Regions from separate parts of the Homo sapiens genome. Here region 1 is linked to region 2. A link is a contact called in ENCODE Hi-C or POLR2A ChIA-PET data. All regions are on one chromosome and are shown on one strand. Each heading gives the region's core, a stretch centred on a gene start or an enhancer-like site at or near the end of the contact. The rest is flanking DNA. Distances are from core to core; before and after follow the strand shown.

Region 1 (6,706 bases), core at 1,386-3,885, 170 kb after region 2:
GCCAAGATTGCACCACTGTACTCTAGCCTGGGCGACAGAGCAAGATTGCGTCTCAAAAAAAAACAAAAAACAAAAAAAAATTACAGAGAGACCTGTCTCTAAAAATTACAAAATGGTTCTCACCTATAAAATATTGACATGTGATAGTTCAAAATTGCTTGCTAGAAATTAAAATTACTAAGAGTTAAACTTAGGCCAGGTGCAGTGGCTCACGCCTGGATTCCCAGCACTTTGGGAGGCAGAGGCAGGTGGATCACTTGGGGTCAGGAGTTCGAGACCAGCCTGCCCAACATGGCAAACCCTGTCTCTACCAAAGAAAAAAATACAAAAATTAGCCGGGTGTGGTGGCACGCACCTGTAGTCCCAGCTACTGGGGAGGCTGAGACAGGAGAATCACTTGAACCCGGGAGGTGGAGGTCGCAGTGAGCCTAGATCATGCCACTGCACTCCAGACTGGGTAACAGAGTAAGACTCTGTTTCAAAAAAAGAGTTAAACTTCTAATTAATATATATAATTCTGTATATAAAGTGCACCAAAAAGATGTGTTTTATGAGAAAAATTATAAGAAAGGCACAAATATGTGTTATTTATTGAGAAAAAGGAATAATTTTAAGGTTATTTCAAATATGGATTTAGGAAGGAAACAGAAACAACATCCAAAGGAACCAGCAAGTATGACAGAGAGAGAGAGACAGAGATGAAGACAGTCATGGGAATGAAGATGCATTTTTGGTAAGAAATATACATATATATATATATTTTTTGAGATGGAGTCTCACTCTGTGGCCCAGGCTGGAGTGCAGTGGTGTGATCTCAGCTCACTGCAACCTCTGCCTCCTGGGTTCAAATGATTCTCCTGCCTCAGCCTCCCCAGTAGCTGGGATTACAGGCGCGTGCCACCATACCCGGCTAATTTTTGTATTTTTAGTAGACACGGGGTTTCGCCATGTTGGCCAGGCTGGTCTTGAACTCCTGACCCCAGGTGATCCACCGGCCTTGGCCTCCCAAAGTGCTGGGATTAGATTGTCCGTGGGCGCGACTGTCCGTGGGCGCTAGGGGCAGGGGTGATAGGAGCAGGTCGCGAGCGGGCGCAGCGTGGGACCGAAGGGGAGAAGGACGCCTGCGGCCCGGCGCGTCCCCGGAGGCACGTCCCCCCCAGGGCTCCGCGGCCCCGGCAACAGCGCGGGGCTACCCCTCTACGGCTCCCGCCCCACTGGGGGACCGCGACGGCCTGCTCCCGGGCTCTTGGCTCCGAGTGGAGAAGAGCGCGGAAGTGCGCACTAGCCCGACACTCGGGAGGGCCGCTGCCTCCCCAGGCGCCTGGGACAGCGGCCCGCAGCCCCCACCCGGCCCCTCGGGCCCCGCGTGCGTTTCAGCGCGCTGAGGATGCAGCACACCCCCGAGGTGCGACCGGGTCCCCGAAGCCCGGCGTCGGCCCAACCCGGAGGAGGCAGCGGCAGTCACGGGCACGCTTCCCCAACCCACCCTCCCACCCACTCTTAGGGTCAGGACACCCGCGTCCGGCCGGGGCAGGGGCGGCTCTGACCACGCGAGAAGCAGGTGCGTCCGCAGTCCCAGCTTGTGCCGGGAAGACCACCGGCCAGAACCCCGGGGGTTGGGGGTAGAGGTCGGCTAGGCTGGGGAGGGGGGCGCCCGAGGCTCCGGGTCCTGCACGGCGAGCGGGGCGGCCTCCAGGTAGGGGTGCGGCTCCGCCCACCAAGAAGAGGGTCTGGCGGGAGGTGTGGTTAGTCCCTGAGCTCCCGGCCACAGCGCGGGCTGCTGGGTGGGGTGGGGGGGGAGCGGGGGCGCCAGCACCCACGTGCGCCTGGGGCGCCTTCTGAGGAGGCCACCGCCTGTGTCGGTGTCGGCGTGGGGGCCTGGCTCCGACGGCTGGGACCATCCCTCCCAGGGCGTCCGGGGCCCAGATTCGCACTTGCCGGGCGCCCCCGGGGGCCACTGGCTGCACGGCGCTCTTTAAGGCCAACAGCCCTGAGTTCACGGGACTGAAATCGGCACAGAGAGGCCGAGGACCTGTGGTCGGGGCTCCGCGCAAGCGGTTCTCCGGTCTCCGAGGACACCGAGAGGCGGAGAGGAGGACCCTGGGTTGGGGGTGGGTAGCCGGGAGGGACCGAGCAGGCTGGTGCCCACCCTGACGCCCGAGGATCGGGGAGAGGCTGGGCCAGGGAAAAGCCGGGCGAGGGCGGATCCCCCGAGCCGATCCCCCAGACCAGCTCTCTCCGGGCGGTGCGACCCCACACTGGACCCCACTCGCCCGCGGTCGGAGGCCAAGCGTTTGCATGCGCAGCTCCCCGCGCCTCGCGAGCATCGAGCAGCTCCCTCAGGATCGCTCCTGACCTGCTGAGCTCCAGCCACAGATTTCCCACTTCCTCAGCTTTTCTCCCGCCGGCCTTGCGCTCTGGAGGTCTCGCCCCGGCGCCGCCTCCTCCAGGCAGTCCTCTAGACTGCATCCGCCATGGGCCTGGACGCTGCTCCCGGGGGCAGCCCCCGGCCAGGGCCAGGCACACCCGATTCCTGGAGCGTCCTAGGTTCCTCTAAACCCGCGGCCAGCGCAGTCTCGGGTTTCCATGACGACGACGTCGGATGGGGAACCCGGGCGGGGTCGGGTCGGAGCGCATGCGCGTTGCGCGCCGGACGCGGAACGTCTGCCGGTGTCCCCGCGCTGCTGGTCCCGGGGTCCCTGAACCGCGGTAAGGGCGGTGGTGCGGGCGTCCGAATGGGCGTTTTCTAGATACGGGGCGCGGACTAGAGGCTCGCTGGGCCCGGAGACCGGCGGACTGGAGTCGGGGAACCGGAGGTGGGGAGGGGGCTCCCGGGCCCGGGGTGGGTGGGTCCAGGGCTCCCAGGCCTGGGGCTTGGACAAGGGTCGTGGGGCCCGCGGGAGGGGACGGGGGCTCACCGGCCCGGGGCGGGCGGGGCGGGCGCCGCTGACCCCTCGCTGGCTTCAGGGCGGCCCCGCTCCCTCTGCTGGCCATGGCCCCCCCGCCCGCGTGCCGGTCCCCGATGTCACCGCCGCCGCCGCCGCTGCTGCTGCTGCTGCTGAGTCTGGCGCTGCTGGGCGCCCGGGCCCGCGCCGAGCCCGCCGGGAGTGCCGTCCCCGCGCAGAGTAGGTGCCGGGGGCCGGGTTCCGGGGAGCGGGGCGGGGCTGGCGACAGGGGCGTGCGGGGCCGGGGCTCTGCGGGGAGGACCGCGCCTCGCCTTTGTTCCCGGGAGCGGGTCCTCCCCTTCGCGGGAGATGGTGGCTTGGGGAGTGGGGACGTGCGCTCTTTGGCACTGGGTGGACGGGCCCAGAGTGCGTGGGGGCCTTGCGGGTGACCCCCCCTGCGCCCCCTCCACCCTGACCCGCGCCCCCCGCAGGCCGCCCATGCGTGGACTGCCACGCCTTCGAGTTCATGCAGCGCGCCCTGCAGGACCTGCGGAAGACAGCCTGCAGCCTGGACGCGCGGGTGAGCGCCCGCGGCGCGACGGTCCTCCCGGGCTTCCCAGGGGGTGGGGAGGGCAGGGAGGATGAGGAAGAGGCCCCCTGCGGGAGTGGAGTGTCCCTCATCCTTCACCCCGATTTAAGATGCCGCACCTTGCCCCCTTCCTCTGGCTCCAGTCATCCAAGGGGCATTCTGGGCACCTGTCTCACCTATGAGACGCCCCTCTCTCCAGCATACTCTATTTCTAGCCCCTCCCCCAGAAGGCTCTCACTGGGCACTTTGTCCTATGACCGCCACTCCTGAGGGCTGTGACAGATCTGGACCCTGGGGAAGGACTGTCAGCCCAATCCAGGATCCCCTAGGTGGGCGGCAAGGCCCCAGGGCAGAGGAGAAACTGAGGCCGGAGGATGTGGCGAAAGTGTCAGGAATGGGGGGTCAGGCTGGGCAGGGTGGTCTGGATCCTGGGTGGATGCACAGGTTGGTTAAGGCCCCTCCAAGCCTGGATGAACAGGGAGCCCCCACGCCATGGGGTGCAGCCAAGGAGTTTTTGTTTGTGCCGGGGCTCAAGCTTCTTCCTGGAAAGGGAGAATTCTAGGAAGGAGAAAGCAGGGAAGACCCTGCCTGGTCCCACCCCCCACCAGCCCTAGTGTCCTTCTTGGGAACACTCCAGAGGGCTCCGACTAAGACCTGGAGCCCTCTCCCCACTCACAGAGCCTGGAACTGAGCTCTTGGGAGGAGCAGCCCCCACCTATCCTTAGGCATGAGGGTGGCAGGGAGTGGGGGACAGTGGACCCCTGCGGGTGGTGTGGGAGCTGGAAGAAGGCAGGTGGGCACGCTGGCATGGCGTGGGCACCAGCAGACCCCAGGCAGGCCCCACCAGTGGGAGCCACTGCAGAGGAAAGAGATGAGTGGGAGGCTCTGGGTGTGGGGGTTAGAGCCAGGGCCTGACCTTGTCTGTCTCAGGAGCCGGTGGAGATAGGGCTGCCTTGGGTGGGTGGAGGCCCAGGGGAATGCCAGTGGGCAGCTGGGCTGCACCCTCACCCCTCTTGTTGCTTTGCAGACGGAGACCCTACTGCTGCAGGCAGAGCGCCGTGCCCTGTGTGCCTGCTGGCCAGCGGGGCACTGAGGACCACGCTGCTCCGTGTGAATAAATGCCCAGTGGCACGCCTGTGTCCTGTCTCTCTGTTCTGGCCACCAGAGCCCCTGCGTCGCCCCCGGCAGTCCTGGGTTGGGCCCCTCTCTGGGCTTGGGTTTCCCCAGCTGTTCCAGCTGGGCGAGCCCTCTTGGCTGCTGTCCCATACCAGTGCCCGTGCGGAGAGGTGGACACACACGTCCGACCTCAGTGACCTGTGCTTCCTCGTACCTGCTCCCCTGCCTGCCTCCCCTTGTTTTGAGGCTGGGGAAGTGTAGAAATCGGCCTGACCCCCCTGAGCCCCCAGAGCAGCTGCCCCAGGGCTGAGCCCCTCCAGGCTCCTGCACCACTGAACTGGTGGACCAGCTGCCTGAGACTGTGGGAGACAGAGGGTCCCGGGGAGAGAGGGCAGGGCCACCCCACACAGCATCATCTCCCCTGCCAGCTCCCACCTGCAGCCCTGAGCCTGGACCCTGGTCACTGGGGAGCTCTGGATGGGAACTTGATGAGGCCGTACTGCCATCCACACACCTGTGCACACAGCACCCAGGTGACCTCCAGCTGAAGCGGGCACCTCCCTCTTTTCATTCATTCTGTAAATGCTTTTTCAGTAAAATTAGAGCCTTTTATCAAAGTAATGCAGGAACATGGTTAGGAACAAATCCAGGTGAACAGCAGGCTGGAGGTGACTGCCAGGTGCCCTAGGTGGGACTTGGCCTCTGGGGCTTTGGTTCCCTGGCCCTGGGGCCCCAAGCCCTGCCCTGCCTCGGGCGGGTGGAGCTGGACGTGCCTGGTATCCACAGTGAACAGAGTCCTCCCTTGGAGCTGGCACACGTGGAGAGACTGAGTCAGGTGTCCAGCCGGGAGGATGTCTGCGCCCTCTAATGCAGGCCAGGGAGAGCAGGGGCCTGAGGTCACTGCAGGCCCAGGCAGGGTGGGGTGTGGGGCAGGAACCAGTGCCGGCCACCAGCACCTGCTCAGAGGCTGGGAGGCTGGGCCATGTCTTTGGGGGCATGGCCTGGGTGGTGCTCATGTCCCATTGGTCAGCCTTCCTCACGCCTTTCTAGCTGCAAGGGAGGCCAGGAACATAGCCCTATTTCTAGGCTTATATTGACAGATTTAGGCAATCAAGTCCAGGAACAGCCAGATTCCTGTTTATCCCTGCAGTGTTAGGGATTCCTCACACTAAATATTGTTTATCCAAAATTCAAATATAACTCAGTGTCCTGTGTTATGGGCAGCTGTGTGCCCTGGCACAGGGTGAGGTCTCCATTACTATAAAAGATGGGGTCTGGGGCACACTCGTCACACACGCCCTGGGGAGGTGCCCTCTGGGATTCAGTGGGGGCAGGAGCCAGGCTTGGCTGTGGGACACTGGGTGGAGAGGCCTCCCCCTAGGCCTTGCGGGGCTGGGGCAAGGACAAGGTTTGGTAACGGGAGCTTCTGGCTGCCGGTAGGGAAGGGACTTGCGGGGCTTGTGAGGAGGTGACGGCAGACTGAGAAGGACAGCAGCCCCACGGCAGCAGAGGGTAAGAGGCCGCTGGATTCCGGGTGTGTTTGCAGGTAGAGCCTGTGGGATTTGGGTGGGGGGTGGGAGTGGTCATGGGGGTCCGGGAGGCCACTGGGGAGGTACGCCTGTAAAAGGAGCTGGAGAGAGAAGTCTGGGATCCCCTGTGGCCTGTTTGGGGGCAGAGGAGAGAAGAGGGCCCCTAGGGGTGACGAGCAGCTGTGAAGCAGGAAGAGAACTGAGCTGCGTCCCGGGCAGCCACAGCTGTGTCTCATGCCACCAAGGCCAAGCAAGGCAAGAGGACCACAGGGTCCATGAAGAGCGGGGAAGGCCTCGGAGGAGCAGAGCGGAGGGAGCCTGGCCACAAGCGTGGGCAGGGCCAGTGGCATTCACACTCAGTCCTGGAGCCATGGCGCAGCTTTCCTGCCAGGGGCTCAGCAACTCAGGGATGAGTCAACCCTGGCATGGCCGAGCAGTGACCTGGCACTGCAGTCTCTTTCTGGGACACCTTTTCTTTTCCTGGACCTGCTATTTCCCTGATCTTCCCTGCATTCCGCCCTTATGTCTGTAGCTTCTCCAGTGTCAGGGCATCCCCTTGGTCCAGGGCCTCTCCCTGTGTTCCCTGT
Region 2 (6,705 bases), core at 1,634-4,133:
CTTCCCAGGCGTCCCATGACAAGGGGGCTGAGCATACTAACTGCTAGCCCAGGTCTCTCTACCTCTTGTTATTTTTATTTTGAGAGATGGGGTCTTGCTGTATTCAAACTCCTGGGCTCAAGCAGTCGTCCCCCCTCAGCCTGCTGAGTAGTTGAGATTACGCCCTGATAATGAGGATCTTCTTTTCACGTGCATCCTTGCCATCTGGGTATCTACTTTGGGGAGGCGTCTGTGGAGGTCTTTTGTCCACTTTACTATAGACAGGGTCACATTCTGTTGCCCAGATTGGAATGCAGTGGTGCAATCACAGCTTGCTGTAGCCTCATGTAACTCTTGGGCTCAGGAGATCCTTCTGTCTCAGCCTCCTGAGTAGCTGAGACTACAGGCATGCACCACCATGCCCAGCTGTTTTTTTATTTTTTTGTAGAGATAGGATTTCAATGTTGATCAGGCTGGTTTCAAACTCCTAGCCTTAAGGGATCCTCCTGCCTTGGCCTCCCAAAATGCTGGGATTACAGGTGTAAGCCACTGCCTTTTTGTCCACTTTTTAAGACGAGGTCTTGCTATGTTGTCCTGGCTGAAGCGCAGTGGCTATTCACAGGTGCAGTCCCACTACTGATCAGCATGGGAGTTTTGACCTGCTCTGTTTCTGACCTGGGCTGGCTCCCCCCTCCTCAGGCAACCTGGTGGTTCCCAGCTCCTGGGAAGTCACCATACTGATGGCAAACTTAGTGCAGACACCTGACTGGCATAGCCCAGAACTAAATGATCCACCTGCCTCGGATTTCCAAATAACTAGAACTACAGGTGTGAGCCACTGTGCCTGGCTTATTCACTTTTTGTTATTTTTTATTTTTTGAGACAGTCTTGCTCTGTCACCCAGGCTAGAGTGCAGTGGCATGATCTCGGCTCACTGCAACCTCCACTTCCCGGGTTCAAGTGATTCTCCTGCCTCAGCCTCCTGAATAGTTGCGATTACAGATGCCCGTCACTATGCCTGGCTAATTTTTGTATTTTTTTTTAGTAGAGACGGGGTTTCACCATGTTAGCCAGGCTGGTCTCGAACTCCTGACCTCAGGCGATCCACCTGTCTCGGCCTTCCAAAGTGCTTGTATTAAAGGTGTGAGCCACCATGCCTGGCACTGGCCGTAATTTTAAAAATTCATTTATTTGTTTGGTGATAGAGACGAGGTCTTGCTATGTTGCCCAGTCTGGTCTCCAACTCCTGGGCTCAAGCAATCCTTTCACTTTGGCCTCCCACAGTGCTGGCTCACACTTCTCACAGGTGTGAGCCACTGGCCTTGGCTCCATTTTGAATTAATTTTTGTTAAGGGTGTAAAGTCTGTGTCTAGCCTGATTTTTTTTTGCATGTGGACATCCAGTTGTTCCAGCACCATTTGTCGAAAAGACTGTCTTTTCTCCATTCCATTTCCTAGAGTCAAGCTCAGCTGACTCCATTATGTGGTCTATATCCGGGTTCTCTATTCTGTTCATGGATCTATTTGTGTATTTTTCCACCAGTACCACAATGTCTCAATTACTGTAGCCTTATAGTAAGTCTTGCAGCAACCCTTGTTTTTTTGGGGGGGCCACAACTCAACCCATACAGGGGCCCAGCACCTGTGAAGGGACAGCAGCGGAGGCGGCGCGGGAGAGGAAGAGGAGGTGAACTGTGGCCACTCCTTGGTGGCTGGAGGTGGGTCCGGGGAGGCAGGACCTGGGCTGAGGTGTCGTTCTATAGCCCGGGTAGCGCACTTTCACAAAGCTCTCCTTGACCAAACTCTCGCCAGGCTCCCCTGGGCCCGCTTCTCAGCGAGGGCTCAAGCTGGGCCTGTAAAGCTCGAGCAGACACTAAGGCTCAAGGCCGAAGGTGTTCCCGGCTCCCTGAACCTGCGTGACAGAAAACCCAAGGCCGCCGGCTCCGGCAGCACCTGGAGGCAGGAGCCGAACTTCCATGGGCGGCGGGCAGCAAATCACACCGGCTTCAACCGCCCGGCCCGCCCACTTTTTGCAGCGTCTGACTTCCCCGCTCGCCCGCGCCGCTTCCTCCTCCTCCCTGTGCCGCACGCAGTCGCCCGCGCCACCCCCTGAAGCCCGGCTCTACCGCAGCGGCGCTGGGGTAGCGCCCCTGGACCAGGCGTCCTCCCCTCGCGAGCGGTCCTCCCGCAGCCGCGCCCAGCTCCGGGTCGGACCCTCGCCCGGGGGACTCGTTCACGCCCTGCGGCCGTTAGGCGGGAAGAGCACGACGCCCTGCCCTGCCCCGTCGTGGCGTCTGACCCTCTCCGCCACGTCTGTTCTGAGGCTCCGGGCCCGCCACGGCGGGGCCTCTGCGGCGGTTTCCCCACCCGTCCCCGCACTGCCGCTCCGCGAGGCGGACGCCGCTAGCAGCCTCCCGCGGGCCCCAGGCCCCGCGCCCCTCTCACGGGACAGGAGCTTGGGGACCCGCGCGGGCGGGCCGCGCGCCCAACGCCAGCCTCCGCGGCCGCGCGCCCACGGCTCGGGGGCGCCGGCTCCGGACGGTGATTGGGCGCGGATCGTGACGTCACTGAGCGCGGCGCCCGCGGGCGCCGGGTCTGGGCCGGGTGCGCGCCGCCGAGTAGCGGGAGCAGGGCGCGCGCCCGGCGCTACTCTGAGGCGGCTCGCGGGGCCCGCGGCCCGGCCCTCCCGGCGCTGCCAGCCCCGCCCGCCCGCGCGGCCCCCACCCGCCGCGTGCCTGCCCGCCCCGCCCGTGCGCGGCCCCGGCGCGGATTTGAAAAGCCCGGTCCGCGGGCCCCGCGAGCGCGGCAGCCAATCAGCGGCGCGCACTTTTCCCGCGGCTTCTGCGAGGCGGCGGCGGCCCCGGCTGCGGCGGCGGCGGCGGGCGGGAGGCGCGGGGGCGGGGTCGGCGCCGCGCGCGAGAGCCTCGGCCTGGCCGCGCTGCGCCCGCCGCCGCCGCCGCCCCCTCCCCGCCTGGGCCCTACCGCCGCACGGCCCCGGCCCCCTCCCAGCCTGCCGCTCCGGAGAGCCGCCCGCCGAGGATGCGACGCACCGCAGGTCACTGGGGCGCCCGCCCAACAGTCGCGGGCCGCCAACCGCCGGGGCTGGGGCCGGGAGGCCGGGCTGTGGGAGGCCTGAGGGGCGGCGGGGAGGACCGCGGAGGCCTGAGGGGGCGGGAGCGCCGGGAGGAGTGGGGGCACTGAGGAGGCCTGAGGGGCCGGCTCAGGGGCTGGGGGACCGGGAGGCCGGGCGGCCTGAGAGGGTCGTGGGGACCGCGAGGACCGCGGAGGCCTGAGGGCCGGCGGGAGGACCGGGCGGACCGCGGAGGCCGGGACGAGTCCGGGCAGGGGAGGGGCGGCGGCCTGCGGGCGGCGGCGGCTAACGGGGCCGGGCGGGCGGGCGCGGCCATGTTGGGCCCGGCCGGGCCCTGCGGCTGCACCTGTGCCCGGCCCGGCCGAGGCGGCCGCCTTTGTTCCCGCGGCGCCGAGCGGGTCGGGCCGGCCTTTGTGCGGCGCCCCCGGTCCGGGGCGGCCGCGGTGGGAGGGGCAGGTTGGGGTCCCGGGGCCGGCGCCGGGGCCAGGGGTCGGGCCGAGGGTCGCTTTTTGTTTGCAGGCGGTGTCTGGCGTTGACACTCGCGGCGCCCGGGCGTTGGTCAGCGCGGACGCTCCCCCGGGAAGCCGGGCCGCGGTCCGGCCCTTGGCAGGTGGAGGCGGGGGTGAGCCGGGTGTGGGTACCCTGCTGGGGGGCTGCGCGCCCTCGGCGTCCGGGCCTCCGCCTGGGATGTTCCCCTCGCCCCAGGATGCAGATTGATAGTCCTTGAAGCCTCAGTGCATGAGATGGGACCTGGCGACTTAATGGCTGGTTTTGCTCCACTCACAGGAACCGTGGTTTAAAATCTCGGCGTTTAAAAAATGCTGGTCTTAAGTTTCGGTAGAAATAAAATGGATGAGGGTATTGTATAGGACCCATTGCAGCACGAATCTTTCTGTGCCCACGATGGGCTTTGACATTCAAGTGGAAACATAGTATCAAAACTGATGTGGTGACGTTAATCGTTTTTAGGTAGATAACGTGTATTTTGTGTGTGTGTGTGTGTGTGTGTGTGTGAGAGAGAGAGAGAGAGAGAGAGAGAGAGAGAGAGAGAGAGAGAGCGCGCAGACCCTGTGAAGACAAGACTAATTGGATAAAGTTCAGGCCTGGCTCAGGAGCAGCTCTTCAGTGCTACCCACCTGCTTCACAGACTTTCAAGCCTTGATTTTTAAATGAGTTAAACGCCAGCATCACGCATGGGTTATATTCACTCTATTTTGTGTATTTCAAATATCAACGTGGAAAATAACTTAGGAGCCATCCCATTTATGAACTTGGGACTTAAACTTTTTAATTTTCCCAAAATGTTTTAAGTGCCCTAGTTACGTATTTAAATGTGATGAGAACAACAATATTTTAAAGAGCAGAACGCCAACAACATAAAGCAAACAAGTTCTGTGAGCACAGCCTTTCCTTGTGTACTTGATGTGTGCTCTCATTCCCCACAACTGATGGTGGTTCAAATCTAAACTGCCAAATGGAGATGAAGAGGACTCATGCTTTAAGCACGATTACTTTGAGTCATTTCCTTTTCTTTCCTTCCATTTTCTCAGCCACCCAAACCCAGCAACCTTCAGTTTTGGGCTGATGGTTGGTAGAGTGAGGACTTACTGCACAATTTTGAGTTTGTGTAAGCTTTTGTGAAGAGCTCTGATCTCAGTACAAAAATTGTCCTCTCCTGACTGCATTAATACCAGAGTCTGGCCTCTGATTATAACAGTAAAGATTTTATTTTAAGAGTATGAGGTAATTAACTGAGAATTTGAAAGAATGATGGACAATTTATCGTATCTATTCGTATGTAACATATAAACTAATATAACTTTTGGAGCCATGCACAACAAAATTATAAGGTCAGCAGGCTGCAGGTGCGACTTGCTTTGTTTCTATGCAATCAGCTTATCCAGGGCTTTCAAACCAGTACTTGCTGAAGTGTGCGGACCCAAATGAAGCATTAAGCAGAGTCCTAGAATGAGTCAGGAAGATAATCTGAATAGGTAGAAGACAACCCACTCCTCCTAATCCTGTGGGGCTTACATGGGTACAGCCTTCTGCCTATTCAGATTATCTTCTCCTTCTAAAAGTAATCAAATCTTACAAAGTTTACTCACATGGCAGAATGTGAACTTTTTTTGTTTGAAGATTCAGTGTAAAACATGCAAAAGTAGCTGGAATTAGGCTTACTAAGCTACAGGATTCTCTTTACCAAGCAAGAACTTAAAAGAAGTGCTAAGATGGTGCTGAAGTTCATAATCCAAACGTATTTTGTCCTGTGCTATTTATTTATTTTTAGAGACAGGGTCTCTCTATGTGGCCCAGGCTTGAGTGCAGTGGCTATTTCAGAGGAGAGCAATCATGGTGCACTTCAGTCCCAAACTCTTGGGCTCAAGTGATTCTCCCGCCTCAGCCTCCTGAGTAGTGGTTACTACAGGCACACTCAGCCTTCCTGGCTCTGCCCTGTCCTTTTTAGCTGGGCAAGTGGGCAAATAACCTTTCTAAGTAAATAATTAATCAGCAGCAACAGAAGCCATAAGGCTTTTTACTCATATATTCTGATCTACGTGTTTGGTTTTGCCTTTTTGTTTTTGTTTTGTTTTTTGGTGGGCTGCTCATGGCCATAGAATGCATACAACTTTGGATAAGCATTTTAGTCTTCTGAGCCTCAGTCTCTTGTTTTGCTTGATTGTAGTAAGTGTGACCTTGTTCTCCAAATACGTGGTACCATGTCCTGACTCCAGGCCTTTGTGTGGGCTGTTCTTGGGTGTGGACTACCTGCCACCTGTCCTTCCTCTTTGAGCATAATTCATGGCTTTTTAATGGCCACTTGTGACCTTTCTCCCCTGTTGGGTTAACTCTTAGAGGTAGGACTCTGTCATTGCCTTGGGCAGCATTGCCTCTGCTGGTGCATTCTCATGGCATACACTCAGTAAGTGCCGAATAAATGGGTATATGGCTTAGGGTAAACAAACAGCCCATTTTAATGCCGATATCTGGCCTGTTTGCCTCTCTGTTTTGTAAGTAATGGAGCATCTGGGAGAAGAAGCTGAGTCTAGAAAGGAAATGGCTTGGCTAAGGTCACTCTGAAACATTGCAAGTATATAAGTCCAACAAGTAGTAGAACAGATCTGTACTACCACCAAGATGGAGCAAGAAATCTACCTCGTCAATTTCTCTATCCTTGGTGAAGATAAAAAAATATAAAGTACACAGAATACGAAAGAGGAGATGACATGGGGGCTTTAGAGGATTAGGCTTGTATTTGTAAACTGTATGATTTGCTAATTCCTTTTTAATGAATGGTTATTTACAGCGAGTACTTTGGGGGAGAAAAAGACTTGTGTTGGTAACCCAGGGACTCTAGCATTTTATATTTGTCTATTGGTTGCAATATTGCTCTTTTCTTTTGAGATAGGGTCTCACCTGTTACCTGGTGTGGAGTGCAGTGGTTCAATCATAGCTCACTGTAACCTGGCACTCCTGGGCTCAAGCTTTCCTCCCAGCTCATTCTCCTAAGTAGTTAGGACTACAGGCAGATGCCACCATGCTTGGCTAATTTTAAAATTTTTTATGGAGTCAGTCTTGCAGTGTTTGGGCTGGTCTCTGTAACTCCTGGCCTCAAGTGATCCTCCTGCCTTGGCC

What was found. Hi-C counts contacts between places; a loop is a spot of excess contacts on that map. ChIA-PET counts read pairs that join two places held with the same protein, here RNA polymerase II (POLR2A). Pooled maps may share reads with other maps.
Region 1: a loop to region 2 is called in a pooled map, with 12 times the contacts of the local background. The contact joins the promoter of NICOL1 here to the promoter of NSD2 in region 2. A Hi-C loop is called at or near these places in 3 of 50 pooled maps. POLR2A ChIA-PET finds 5 or more read pairs at or near these places in 2 of 52 experiments (HCT116 and activated B cell).

What each region holds. Positions count from the first base shown.
Region 1 is chr4:2,039,360-2,046,065 of GRCh38, forward strand. It overlaps NICOL1 (NELL2 interacting cell ontogeny regulator 1), which reads left to right and starts at 2,636. Exons shown (of 4, transcript NM_001168243.4): 1 at 2,636-2,709; 2 at 2,968-3,125; 3 at 3,377-3,465; 4 at 4,502-4,605. The coding sequence starts at 2,993. The coding sequence ends at 4,567. It overlaps LOC124900839, which reads right to left and starts at 2,555. Exons shown (of 4, transcript XM_047416543.1): 1 at 2,357-2,555. RefSeq lists an enhancer at 1,775-2,276 and silencers at 2,675-2,774, 2,815-2,874, 3,015-3,224.
Region 2 is chr4:1,868,510-1,875,214 of GRCh38, forward strand. It overlaps NSD2 (nuclear receptor binding SET domain protein 2), which reads left to right and starts at 2,884. Exons shown (of 22, transcript NM_001042424.3): 1 at 2,884-3,033. It also overlaps the pseudogene RN7SL671P. RefSeq lists an enhancer at 1,813-2,314 and silencers at 2,048-2,307, 2,338-2,567, 2,618-3,317.